2 separate regions of the Homo sapiens genome follow, and region 1 is linked to region 2. Evidence: chromatin loops called from intact Hi-C (ENCODE). Cell type or tissue: PC-9. All regions are shown on one strand. Each heading gives the region's core, and the rest is flanking DNA. Links, peaks and the distances in the headings are about the cores only.

The links. A loop is a pair of places that touch in the nucleus more often than their neighbours do. Peaks named below come from ENCODE experiments on the same cell type or tissue, not always from the same donor. Only the 100,000 strongest peaks of a DNase experiment are listed, where the experiment ranks them.
Region 1: it touches region 2 in a loop (4-fold over the local background); 7 of 110 quality-filtered maps call a loop at or near these places.

What each region holds. Positions count from the first base shown.
Region 1 is chr2:70,336,482-70,348,046 of GRCh38, reverse strand. It overlaps the pseudogene BRD7P6. Among named protein-coding and RNA genes, the nearest start is that of FAM136A, 40 kb to the right of the region's middle. In PC-9, for the core only: a CTCF peak has its summit at 6,684 (motif pointing left); a DNase peak (open chromatin) is centred at 6,666.
Region 2 is chr2:70,483,152-70,485,651 of GRCh38, reverse strand. The region is part of intron 2 of TGFA (transforming growth factor alpha); the gene reads left to right. Among named protein-coding and RNA genes, the nearest start is that of TGFA-IT1, 2.8 kb to the right of the region's middle. In PC-9, for the core only: no CTCF peak of the experiment used is centred there; a DNase peak (open chromatin) is centred at 1,361; H3K27ac peaks cover 2,490 bases.

The DNA.
Region 1 (11,565 bases), core at 5,586-8,085, 140 kb after region 2:
TTTGACAATGGAGGAAGGGAGCATGGGCCAAGGAATGCAGGTGGCCTCCAGCAGCTGTAAAAACAAGGAAAAAGATCCCCTAGAGCCTCCAGAAGGAATCAGCCCTTTTGTCCCTTGACATTAGCCCAGTGAGATTGATTTTAGACTTCTGATCTTCAGAACTGTAAGATAATAAATTTGTGTTGTTTTAAACTACTAAATTTACAGTAATTTATTATAGCAGCAATACAGACTTCATCCCCAGCTCCCCTGCCCCCAGGTAACTGGAGAGGGTGATTTCCTGCTTCCTGCAGAGCACCACTCCCAACCCCACCCCTGGTCCTCACTGCAGGACTTGGTAGATGAACAGGGCTCTCTACTAACTTTCTTTCACATATAGATGCACCTTGATTTACAATGGGGTTACATCCTGATAAACCCACCATAAGTTGAAAGTACTAAAAATCCAAAATGCATTGAATATGCCTAACCTACTGAACATCAGAGCTTAGCCTAGTCTACCTTAAAAGTCCTCAGAACACTTACATTACTCTACAGTTGAGCAAATCATTGAACACAAAGCTTATTTTATAATAGTGTTAAATATCTCATGTAATTTATTGAATACTATACTGAAGTTGGAAAACAGAATGGTTGTGTTAAACTAAACTAAAACTTAAAGCCCTTGGCATAAGCATTCTAGGATTTACAGTAGCAGTGGAACTTAATCTTATGACTAATAATCTCAAACTTGAATCCCCTTCACACACATATAAATTCTTCAACATATTAGGTTTCTTCCCATTACAATACACCACATGATATCATATTCAAACCTCACTGCAACCAAAATATAACATCTCTTCTATTAGACTTAATTGCAATAGAAAAAACAATATCAACAAATGTAGCCCAATTCCAAAAACTCAAAGTACAGTTTCTGCTGAATGTGTATCACTTTTGTACCATCTAAAGTCAAAAAATCCTAAATCAAACAATCCTAAGTCAGGGACCATCCACACAGTCTTCAAGAGGTCCCTGGTACAGGCAGGGCTGCCTGTCTCTCTTCTCTGTTCCCATGCTGGGGCCTCCCTGGTTGTTCCCTGCCCTCCCTCAGGTGCTGTCAGTCCACAGAGAGAAGAGAAGCCATGTTCAGAGGCATGGCCAGGTTCTAACAAAAGGGGAAGCCAGTAGCAGTGCCCAGGCTCAAAACCTTCCTCTAAAATCTCATCAGCACCCCCTCACCACCACCCCACACAAGCCACCTCCTAAAACACTCGGTGCAAAACCCTGCAATTGCAGCTTCAAGACAAGTTCCCTAACTCTGTTCCACTCTCTTCCAGCTGGATTGCATCCCCTAAATCCAGTGATCCAGAAATTCTGGAGCCTCCACCAGGAAGAGAGAGCATAGGGTTGGATAACAGGGCAGGTCCCAGGCATTGTTTTGATTCTTGTTCTAAAGGGGCTTGGGCCCTCAGAACAAACTGGAAAACCCACCACCTTTTCATACCAGAGCATATCCCTGGTTTGCTTGAGAAGGACTCTCTAATGGCAGAGTTTTAGAGCCTCTAGGGGGAAAGGGTGAAGGTTGCATAATTGCTTACAAAACCTAGGCTAGGCACGGTGGCCCACACCTGTAATCTCAGCACTTTGGAAAGCAGAGGTGAGAGAATCGCTTGAGCTCAGGAGTTGGAGACCAGCCTGGTAACATAGTGAGACCCCGTCTCTACAAAAATTAAAAATTAGCCAGGCGTGGTCCCAGCTGCGCGGTAGGCTGAGGTGGAAGGATTGCTTGAGCCCAGGAGACCGAGGCTGCAGTGAGATGTGATTGTGCCACTTCACTCCACTCTGAGCAAGAGAGCAAGACCTTGTCTCAAACAGGTCTCTAAGGAGTTCTTAGAGAACCCAGCAACACCTGAGGGACCCTTAAGGTCTCCTACAGGTAGCCAAGACTCTTAAAACTAGGACTAGGGCACAAAGGACTCAAAGGAAGAGTCTGAACTGAAATGAGGACACACTTAGCATGATTGAAGAGAGTTTAATAAAGAGATCAGTCGCATGGTGGGAACCAGATTAAGGGCAACAATCCTGTGATTTATCCTGAAACTAGCAACAGTGGGGAGCTGTTGCTATCTCTAGACCTGAGGGGCAAGGGAGGGAGTGGACACACAGAGAGACCCATGGCCATGGGAGCGAGCTGTTTAAAGGGAGTCACAGCCTTCAGCAGAGAGAGGCAGCCATCGCCAGCCCAAGCCCTTAATGAGACACATTAAGCCTCAAGCACCTTTAACCGCTTTTGCACTTAAAGCAGAGGCCCATTGGTGAAGCAAAGGAGAAATCACAGAGTGGCCCTCTGCTTCTTACTCTCATTCCTTGGCCCTAGAGTTGGGTACTTCTTACAGCCAGGGGACCTGCAGGCTCCTGTTCATTGCCCCCATAGCAGGAAGACAAGGGAGAGCTGGGTTGGATCTTACCTTGGTGGTCCTGGGCCAGATGAAGGATGCCACCTAAACCTCTCTCACACCACCACCCACGTGCACACATACACTTGTACATCTCTATGCATATGTATTAAGAGCTATCAAGGGGCCGGGCATGGTGGCTCACGTCTGTAATCCCAGCACTTTGGGAGGCCAAGGTGGGCAGATCACCTGAGGTTGGGAGTTCAAAACCAGCCTGACCAACATGCAGAAGCCCTGTCTCTACTAAAAATACAAAAAATTAGCCGGGCATGGTGGTGCATGCCTGTAATCCCAACTACTCGGGAGGCTGAGGCGGAGAATCACTTGAACCTTGGAGGCGGAGGTTGCGGTGAGCCGAGATCATGCCATTGTACTCCAGCCTGGGCAACAAGATCGAAACTCTGTCTCAAAAAAAAAAAAAAAAAAAAAAAAAGGCTGTAAGTACTCTGCAGTTGTTAGTTATTTTATTATCAGGGATGCTCTTGGTGGGGTAAATTGGTCTTTAAAATACAAAGAGATTTTGAAGGTCCTGAAAGCAACCTGGAGTGGAAGCGATGAGAAGAAGAAAAAGAGGAGGGCAAACAAGTAAAGAGAAGATCATAAGATGGCTTAAGATTGGAGTCCACTGTAATAAAACAACCAACAAGACATCTCTAGTGGTGGGATGTCAAAGGATTGTAAGAATACATTTAATTTGGAACTGCTGCGTTGTCATGATGTAAACTCCTCCTCTGCCCCAACCCCTAGTACCACAGTGAAGTCTGATCCACACACAACTTGCCTTGTTTGGCGGGAGTGTGGATCATGTGGAAAAAGGAAGAGATTGTACTGCACACATAGGAGAAGGCAGAGTTGGATGGAGACAGTCTTTAAACTGAGGAAGCAGAAGTTTAGAACCAGTGGAAACCATAAGCCTCTCTCCCACTATTTCTCCATCCACACCCTAGCCCACAGCCCTAAGAACCCACAGAAATGTTAGGGAGACCTCTGGATTTCCCATTTGTGAAATAGATGGCTCAAAGGAAGTTTATCTAATTCTTAAGGAATTAGGTGACCCTAACTGACACTTGGGCAACACTTCAATAGACTCAAAACAGGCTGAGACAAGGTTCTTGAATTTGCTTTATTCTGTTATTCAATGATTAGTCATTCATTCATTTATTCACTCATTCAGACATGCAGGCAGTCAATGAATCACATCTACAGAGGATTGGCCACAGGGAAGGCACTGAGCAGTAAGCACTGGAGATTCAACAGTGAACAAGTTCCTGTCCCCACCCTGAAGGCACTTCTGACTGATGAGTGACACAGGCAAGATGAGCACAGAGAGACAAGGAGGCACAGGACCCCGTGGTCATCCAGGCTCTAGGCAGTAGAAGTGGCACATTGGAGGGAAGTGGCAAGGAAGCCCTCCCTCTGGAAATGATTTGGCTGTGGCTGGCATCACCCAGGTCCCTCCAAATGCCTTCCTTTCAGCTGTACCCCAAGACCCATCTTGGCTACTTACAGTCCCCTTCCTCTAAGCAGCAAGTTCTTCTCCATCTCAGCTGCAGCCACTCTGACTTCTGGATTCTCCTCACTCCAGTCCAAGCAGTGAAGTAAGACAGTCTTCCCGGCTCCCTTTTTCTGTTACTTCTCAAAAAATAAAGTACCCAGGCATCTCAGTTTTAAGGATTTGACTGCTAATTACTATAAGGTCATAGGGGACATAAAAAGTGATAAAATGGGTCTGTGTTAGTTACAAAGATTCCAAAATCTTACCACATTCTTAAAGTCCTGATCTTGAGTCAGGAGTTCCTGACTTTCTCTGAGATAGTAAATGAAATGATGATGATGATAATAATAATAGGAGGGGCCAGGCGTGGTGTCTCATGCCTGTAATCCTAGCACTTTGGGAAGCTGAGGCGAGTGGATCACTTGAGTTCAAAACCAGCCTGGCCAACATGGTGAAACCCCATCTCTACCAAAAATATTAAAAATTAGATGGGTGTGGTGGCACGCACCTGTAATCCCAGCTACTCAGGAGGCTGAGGCAGGAGAATCACTTGAACCCAGGAGGCAGAGGTTGCAGTGAGCCGAGATTGTGCCACTGCACTCCAGCCTGGGCAACAGAGTAAGACTCCACCTCAAAAAAATAATAACAGCAGGTATTGGGTGTCTAGGATTTCCAGGTACTTTGCATTCCACAGATATACAAATTTAATAGAATTATCCCCTTTTTGCAGATGAAGAAACAAAGGCTTATACAAAGTGGCTTGTCCAGGGGTGCAAAGCTAGAAAGACATGGATGGTAGGGCCCTGCTATTTGCACTGCACCCCACTCCACGTGTATTCCTGAAGGCAGAGTTCACCACCTCCCCCTCCTCCCTTTGACTAGACCTTGGGCAAAGGTCTGAGGGACCCATTCCCCCATGCTAGCCCCTCTTCCCAGACTCAAAACAGAATCATGGTTGCTTTCCCTTGTTTCAAGTAGGCAACCAGCCTCATCAAGGGTCCCTGGGCTAGGCGATGCCAGGCTGCTCTGAGCTTCAGGACTGACCTGGATTCCTTACCTTCCTTTTCCTCACAAGCACATTCTTATGCTCAGGTAAGCAAGGAACTCACTCAACAAGGAAGAGGTTGGAGCCTGCAAATAAGGATGTTTTCTGTTTCACATACTGTTGTAAGGATAAAATCATTTTTGTGAAAACATGTGACACAGAGTAGGTACTAGATATGTGTGAGTTGATGCTAAACAGGCTTTTCACTCATCTCTAACAAACTCTTCTCAAGCCATCTACCCAATCCTCACTGCTCACTTGAACTAGCTCAGCAGACCACCCCCTCTCCCTAAATCTTCATCTCTTCCTGGTTTTATTAGTTCCCATCTCTCTCAGAAGGAACACCCACCTTACCCCTCTAAGGCTGACCCCTCCATCTGGATGCTGGACCCCATGCCTCACACCAGGCCGTATCAGTTATTCCTCTTTTTTTGTTCGCTTTTTTTTTTTTTTTTTTTTTTTTGAGACGGAGTCTCACTCTGTCTCCCAGGCTGGAGTGTAGTGGTGCGATCTCCTGTATTCAAGCAATTCAGCCTCCTGTGTTCAAGCAATTGTCATGCCTCAGCTTCCGAGTAGCTGGGATTACAGGCATGCGCCACCACACCCAGCTAATTTTTGTATGTTTAGTAGAGATGGGCTTTCGCCATGTTGGCCAGGCTGGTCTCAAACTCCTGGTCTCAAGTGATCCGCCGGCTTTGGCCTCCTGAAGTACTGGGATTACAGGCATGAGCCACCACGCCCAGCCCAGTTATTCCCTTTTAGTCTTTGGTTTCTCATTCCATCTCCTTTCCCTTGCCTATGTGCCAGCTTAGTCTCACCCAAGATTTAAAAAACAAAAACCTCATGACCCTTCCCTCTTCTCAAGTTATAGCCCTTCACTCCTCCCTCCCATCTCTACTGCACTCCCTAAATGCCCTGCCTACCTGGTTTCCTGCAAATGGCATCATAAAAGTCACCAGGGACCTCCTCATTGCCACATCTGATGGTTCCCTTTTTTCTTGATTTTGCAGCTGCACTTGACCCTGAGGGCCACTGCCTCCTAGAAACCATCCCAGCCCATGCCACCATCTCACTGGGTTTGCTCCTGCATCTCTGACCGTGCCTTCCCAGCCTCCTCTGCCACCTCTTTTTCTCTTTAAATGTGGAAGCCCCAGTTTTCTTTCCTTGGCCCCTTTCTCCTTATTTATCACTCTTCCTGGACAATCACATCCACTCATACATCTGCATCAGTCTTCCAAGTCATCATTGCCAGCACCCAAGCACCAGAAGTATGGAGCCAGCCATGCTTTGGTGGAAATTGTGGGTACTGTGAGGGTGCTAGGCTTGGTGCTATCCTTCCCAAAGCTCAGACTTCTGCCTGGTGACCCATGGACACTTTATTCTTAGCTGTCAAATTGATCCATGGGCAAGGACTTCTGCTAGGCACTGGGGAGAATGCACAGAGGCTTAAAGCCCTGCAAGCTGGTCACTAGCCCCCCTTCTCCTTTGCTGGGTTCCCCTCCCTTAGGACATCCACATGGCCACACCCCCCCATCACTGCCATCACAAGTTCTATGCAACAGAAGGAATGATCAATTCAAAAAGGATAAGCCGCCCCTTTGCCAACACCCAAATTCCTTATTCTGTCTCCCCAACACACTTCCCATCACTCCACCCCATTCCCCAGTCAAATGGATCCAGCGTCACATGACAACAGTGCCCTCTAGAGGAGTACTTTTCAAATTGCAGTGGTGCTCTCGATGTGGCTAATTCATTTTCCAAAGGTGACTCGTATGTCCCATCCCACCTGCTGTTCTTACAATGGGACTTTGACACTCCACCCATTATGAAGTAGAGTCTATGTTCCCTTCGCTGCATTGGAGTGGGCTTGTGATTCTGGAGAAAATGATGCTATATGACTTCCACTTGGAGCTCTGAGGCACCTTAATCAGTTCAACTGCCCTGAGGCTGCCATGCACAAGGAAGCCCACACTGAGACCACACGGGGATGCTACCTGGAGAGAGAGATAGCTAATTCAGTCTGTCACTTCCAGCCCCAGCTACTGACCACAGTCACATGAGACACCTAAATCAGAACGGCCCTACTGAGCCCTTCCCAAATTGCTGCCCCAAAGAAACCATGAAAGATACTGAAATAATTACTGTTGCTTTAGGTCATCATGTTGGAATGATTTGTTATGCAGCAATAGATAACTAGATCAGTGGGTCATGAAATCATTCAAGTGTGTCATGACCAGCATTGATTTTTAAGAATTAACTGGTAGAGAACAGAATAGAATGGAAAATGTAATAACAAAAGTTTTGTGGAGAAACTTTTTTCAATAAATGTGTGTGTTTGCATATGTGTATACTGGATCAAGTAATAAAATGTATTTGTTTCTGTGCATCATGTAAAGTTTTTAAAGTTTTAAGAAGCTAGATTATTGTTGCAATTCCAGAAACTACAAAAACCAAACTCCACTAGGATCATCTCAGTGAGTCAAAGAGGCTGGAAATTATAGTACCTTATAAGCAAGTTACAGGTGCACCCATTTAGCTTTGTCATCTAAAGCAGAGGAACAGAAATGCCTTCTGCTTGTGAGAACAAGAAGGGAGGCAACTCCTAGAAAAGCGGTGTTCTAGATGGTTCTTGGATACTTTTACTATAATACTTGGTGCCTTGATCCTCTCAGTAATTAATGGAATTTCTGAGACAGTTTGATGGTATGTTTCTCCATAAAACTCCTGCATCAGCATCACATGGGGGCTTGTAAAAACACAGATCCCTTGGCCACAGTTCAAACGTAAGGCAGGGGGCCCAAGACTCTGTATCTTAACCCAGCCCCCCAAAGGAATTATAAACGCACTAAAGTTTGAGATCTACTGAGTCATAGGGAGGATTGTATGAGTATTGAAACTTAGGGCTGGGCATGGTGGCTCACGCCCATAATCCCAGTGCTTTGGGAGAACATGGAAGGAGGATTACTTGAGCCAGGAGGTCAAGACCAGCCTGGGCAACATAGCGAGACCCCATCTCTTTAAAAAAAAATTTTAGGTTAACTGTCATGCAAAGGCCTGCACTCCAGCCTGGGTGACAGGAGACCCTGTCTTTAAAAAAAAAAAAAAAAAGTTAACTCATCCAAAGACCTAATTGGTCAGAATCCTGAGACATCTTCACTGCACCACGGATGTAACCGGAAATAGCCCTGATTGTCAAGAAAGCTCATCCAGGCCTCCTGTAAAGTAAAAAGCAAGGCTGGAAATGCCTTCATTTCTTTAAAAAGAGGTTGTATTTCTGAGGAGTGTGTGTGTGTGTGCATGCACATGTGTGTATGTCTGTGTCTGTGTCTGGCTGTATGTGTCTGTGTATCTGGGTATGTGTGTGGCTGTGGCAGAAGTCCTGAAAAGGTTCGTTAGACAAGGCGTTTCCTGATAAGCTCCAGGACAGGCCTATCTATTCAGAATACTTTAAGCCTTGTCATACCTGCATGTTTTTCTCGTTCACTCACTGCACACACAGGTACACACACATGCATGCTCAGACTTTACTTTGATTGGTAGGTAACTAAATTCCTACTAGATAAAGTCTCTGCCTCTTTCTTCTTTTTTCTTTCCCAGAATTACATCCATATTAGTATAAATTCACTGGCCTAAAAGAAACGTTAGAGATCCTAAAATTCAGTGCTTTCTTAAGAAATTTGACAAGAACACTTTGTTAAAATCATCATCATGCCTTGACAGAATGCTGGTAGGTCACTTGGATTCAATTAAGCAGACAAAATTGTCTCATAGGAGAGTTAAATGCTCAACAAGATGCAAAGTTTATTTACATGTTGTTTTATCTCATAATAAAGTGAAAATATTAGATTAAATCATTTTATTGCATTAAGAATGAAAAGCACAATTTATGACAAAAAAAGTGTAATAATTACAAGACAAGAGACCTAACATAGAGCAGTACCATCAACCCCACTATCAGTTGGTAATCAGTGCCTATCTCTGCCTAGCAAGCTCAACCTCATGTTTCCAGGCCTGGGTCACTGTTCCTTAAGGATAGTTTATTATGTAAAAAAATATACACACACAATATATATATGTCTTTCTATTTTATTACATGTTCTTCAATACATGTAAGAAAAAATACTGTCTGGATTGCTTTGAGAGTTTGGTTTTGGTTTTAGAATGTTTGAGTTGGTTTTAGGATGTTTAGGATCACTTCACAGATGAGAGATTTAGAAACACTGATTTAACCTCATCTTCAGTGGGGAAAACTGAAGCCAAGAAGGGGAAATAACCTGCCCAAGATGGTAAGTCATTCTTTGCTTCAGGTTTTCAGGAAGAAAACACTTAGAGAAGATTCACGGGCATGCTAAGTACCTGCTGGTCTCTGATCCCGAGGGGAGTCTGGGGCCCACGAGGGGCCAGTGGCTGCTGGGAGTCACAGGCAGAATCAGAAGAAATTCCTGGAATTTGTATATATATATATATATATTTTTTTTTTTCCTTTTTTGTAGAGATGGAGTCTCACTGTGTTAGCCAGGCTGGTCTCAAACTCCTGGCCTCAAGCAATCCTCTGGCCTCGGCCTCCCAAAGTGCTGGGACTACAGACATAAGCCACCATGCTGGAATTTTTAAGATGTTGAGTATTTAAAACAGAGATCACGGCCGGTTGCAGTGGCTCATGCCTGTAATCCCAACACTCTGGGAGGCCAAGGTGGGCAAATCATCTGAGGTCAGGAGTTCAAGACCAGCCTGGCCAACATGGCGAAACCCCATCTCTACTAAAAATAAAGAAGCTAGCCGGGCATGATGGTGTGTGCCTGTAGTCCCAGCTACTTGGGAGGCCAAGCCACGAGAATGGCTTGAACCCAGGAAGCAGAGGTTGCAGTGAGCAGAGATCGCACCACTGCACTCCAGCCTGAGTGACAGAGTGAGACCCTGTCTCAAAAAATAATAATAATAATTAAATTTTTAAAAACAGAGATCAGGTCCTTGGCCATTATTTAGAGATTTGATTATTAATATGCATAACCATCTAGGGAGTTTATAAATAACCTTCAGTCTAATTGGGTGGGCCTAAATTGCCTCAATGTGTCCTTAGTCCCAGCAAGCAATAGACTCAAAGTGTGGGCAGGCTCCCACTTGCTGTGACGAAGCTGGCAGAAGCCACAACAAAGTCAGATCCATTCAGCTCGACTAGGCATAGCTCCATTGAGCAAATATTTTAAAATATTTTCTTAGTTTGTTTTGGGGGTTTTTTGGTTATTGTTTTTGTTTTTTGAGACAGGGTCTTGCTCTGTCACCCAGCCTGGAGTGCAGAGGCACAATCACATCTCACTGCAGCCTTGACCTCCCTGGGATCAGCTGATCCTCCCGCCTCAGCCTTCCAAGTAGCTGAGACTACAAGCATGTGCCAATATGCCTGACTAATTTGGGGCAGGAGGGTTGGTGTGGTTGTTTTTTTGTTTGTCTGTTTGTTTGTTTGTTTTGTAGAGATGGGATTTCACCATGTTGCCCAGGCTGGTCTCAAACTCCTAGGCTCAAGCGATCCACCCGCCTCAGTCTCCCAAAGTGCAGGGCTTACAGGCGTTGAGCTACCATGCCTGGCCCAAAATATTTTTTAAATTAAAAAAATTCCAGGCTGGACACGGTGGCTCATGCCTGTAATCCCAGCACTTTGGGAGGCCAAGGCAGGTGAATCACCTGAGGTCAGGAGTCAAGACCATCCTGGCCAACATGGCGAAAACTGTCTCTACTAAAAATACAAAAATTAGCTAGGCACGGTGGCGCATGCCTGTAACCCCAGCTACTAGGGGGGTTGAGGCAGGAGGATCACTTGAACCTGGGAGATGGAGGCTGCAGTGAGCCGAGATCGTGCCACTGCAATCCAGCCTGGGCAACAGAGCGAGACTCGGTCTAAAAAAAAAAATTCCAGGAATAGCTTTAGTACTTCTGATTCTACCTGTGACTCCCATCAGCCCACTGGTCCCTCATGGGCGCCAAGCCACCCCGATTTCCCTGCACTAACACCAGGAAGCTGGTGAAAAGCTGGCACCCTGGTTATAACCTTACATACAGTGACCCCTGCTACTGGGACCTGGAGACACATGCAAAACTATGGTGCCAACTTCAGGTTCATTCATTCTCCCTGTGCCCAAGGGACTTGCCTAAGCCCTCACTCACCCACCAGCAAAGCCCACAGGTTGGCATTGGTTGGTTGTCAGATTCCAATTGTGGATTAGAAGGTGTGACACAGTAGAGAAGTCTAGAAAGCAAGGGATGGTTGGAAAGGCATGGTAGTGAGCACAGAAACCCAAAGGGACCCCCCCACCCCGCCCGCCACCAGCAGAGGGTGTAGTCTCCGATAGTGCAGCCTAGAGCAGGTATATTCAAACTTAAGGAATGTGTAGAATTTTTTTTTTTTTTTTTTTAGAAAGGGTCTTGCTTTATTGCCTAGGCTGGAGTGCAGAGGCACGATGATGGCTCACTGCAGCCTCAAACTCCCACACCCAAGCAATCCTCCTACCTCCTACCTCAGCAGCAGCCCCTTCAGCCTCCAGTAGCTGGGACTACAGGTGCATGCCACAATGCCTGGCTAATTTTTA
Region 2 (2,500 bases), core at 1-2,500:
AAAATGGTCAAGCCAGATGCTATGGGAAGGGTAGCAGGGATGGTTTGAAAACTAAGCAGTGCTCGGTTCCTTTGGATTGATTCTCAGTCTTCAGAGGTGATCCTGGATTTATTTTCTAATTTCATAAAACACTAAAAGGGACTGTGCCAGCACTTTGGGAGGCCGAGGCAGGTGGATCATGAGGTCAGGAGTTCGAGACCAGCCTGGCCAACATGGTGAAACCCCATCTCTACTAAAAATACAAAAATTAGCCAGGCACGGTGGCGGGCACCTGTAATCCCAGCTACTCGGGAGGCTGAGGCAGAAGAATCACTTGAACCCAGGAGGCGGGGGTTGCAGTGAGCCAGATCGTGCCACTGCACTCTAGCCTGGGTGACAGGGCAAGAGTCTGTCTCAAAAAGAAAGGGGGGGGATGACTGTGAAGGTAGGCGTATCAATTTAGGAAGGGTGAGCTTGAGAGAAGAAGGAAGAGCGGTAAGGCTACAGAACACAGTATTGCTATAAACAAGACTTACCACCTTGGGTAACTACAGATTTATAGCTCACTTTGGGGGCAGTGAATAGATGAAACTTGGCATTTTAATTCAGTTTCTGCCTGTGGGCTTGTTGAGGAAATGTTTTTGGAAAACTGAAGCGAATCAATGGTTGCAGTGAGTTGAATGGGTGATTCCATGATCCTGTGGGCACTGGAGAATTGGTGACAAGGAATAGCATTATAAGAAGTCAGTTGAAGAACAGATCTTGTTCCGAATACATCAACTAGGGTTCTTTGGTTGCAACAATCAATTCCAACTAACTTGAACAAAAGCAACTTTGTTGGAAGGCTGTTGGGAGCACACAGAATCTGTGGGAAAGCTGGAGAATCACCCTTAGAACAGAACAGTAACCCAGATGACTCCAGGAAGCCAGGAATCAGGAATGGCAGATTCTATCTCAGAACAGAAACTCTGCTCAACATGCCACAGTTATAATGCATGAATTCCATCAGCATTATCTTTTTGTCTTTCTTATCAAGATTCATATTTGAGGTAAAGAGGATGGAAGGGTGGGTAGCACATCTGAACATGGTGATAAGCCAATGTAAACCTGTAGGGGAAGAGGTAATTCCCTAAAAGAAAACCTGAGTGCTGTTATGAAGTAAAGAAATGTTTGCCAGGCAGCCCCAAATAAACAAATAGGCTCAATAATGACATGGACAGTTGCTTCAAGAAAAAATAATCGGGATATCAAAAGTTAAATCATCATAGATCAATTCTGTAGATAGATGGTTGATCTAAGAAATTAATATTGTCTGGATCTTGATGACAAAGTAGTCATAAGGATAGAATGTGGTTTGGCAACAAACTTCAGATGGGTATATTTTCTGGAAATCTCAGCATGCTGCAAATTGAACACCTGAAGAATTCTTTACATACTTGTTGGTTATGTATTACTCAGAAGATAAAGAAGACAACAGGGACACCTGCTTCTGTGAATGCAGTCTTGATCAGAAAGGATAACAGGTTGATATCTATATGTGCTATAGAAGTGAGAGAAGGAAACACTAGGTAGAGTTCAATTTCAGGCAATCAGAGTGTCCAAAAATTCAGGGTAAAACCACATGTGATCCCACAAGCATGATTCTACAAGGGAATAAGGCCAGGCCAGTTGAGAGGCTCATAGAGTTCTGAGTTTGTAGTCAAAGGGTTCATGAGAAAGTAAAGGGGAGAGAGACTGTAAGGAACCCAAATGTGGCTGCAGAAGGAATTCTCTGATACATCATCTAGTAAGTTATGCAAGAACATCAAAAGAAGGATGTGTCCCAAGAGGTGACAAAGAATAGAATGGAAGAGCACTTTGTTGAGGGAACAAGCACGTTAGTGCCTCCTAGGTGGCAGGTGTTTATGAGAATGTCAGGAAAACTGAAGGACAGAAAGAACTAGAGTTGTGGCTATTGGCCACAAACCAATGGTTTTCTGAGGCTATCTTTGGGAGCAGACAGGTAAAAAAAGGAAGGAATAAGTCCATCTCTTGTGGCAGGTAGAAAAGGTTAGTGCAAAACCAGGAAAAGACTATTATTGACATAATTTTGCTTTTATATTTTCTGTCAAAAAGAATAAAACAAACATAGTAAATATGAAATAAAAGGTTGAGTGAGTATCCTAGTAAAAGACCCCTAATACCACAGATGAGTTTACTCATCACAGGTACAGATGAATTTTACTTCAATGTACTGAGAAACCTGTAGCAAAAATCACCCATCCCTGTTGGTGATTTTTAAGAAATAGCAGCAAATGTAAAAATTGCTCAGAGAATGGAAAAAGACAAATACATTTCTGACTTTAATGATGTAAAAATGCCTGAAGATTGTTTAGAATGTAGATTATAAAACTTGACACTCCCAGGAAAACATTAGACCAATTTATTACAGCAAATAAAGAATGAAAAGTCACAGCAGATTAACTTTACTTCTTTTTTAGTGTTGTAAGACTGATGAGGGAAATGCCACCAGCATAAGGCT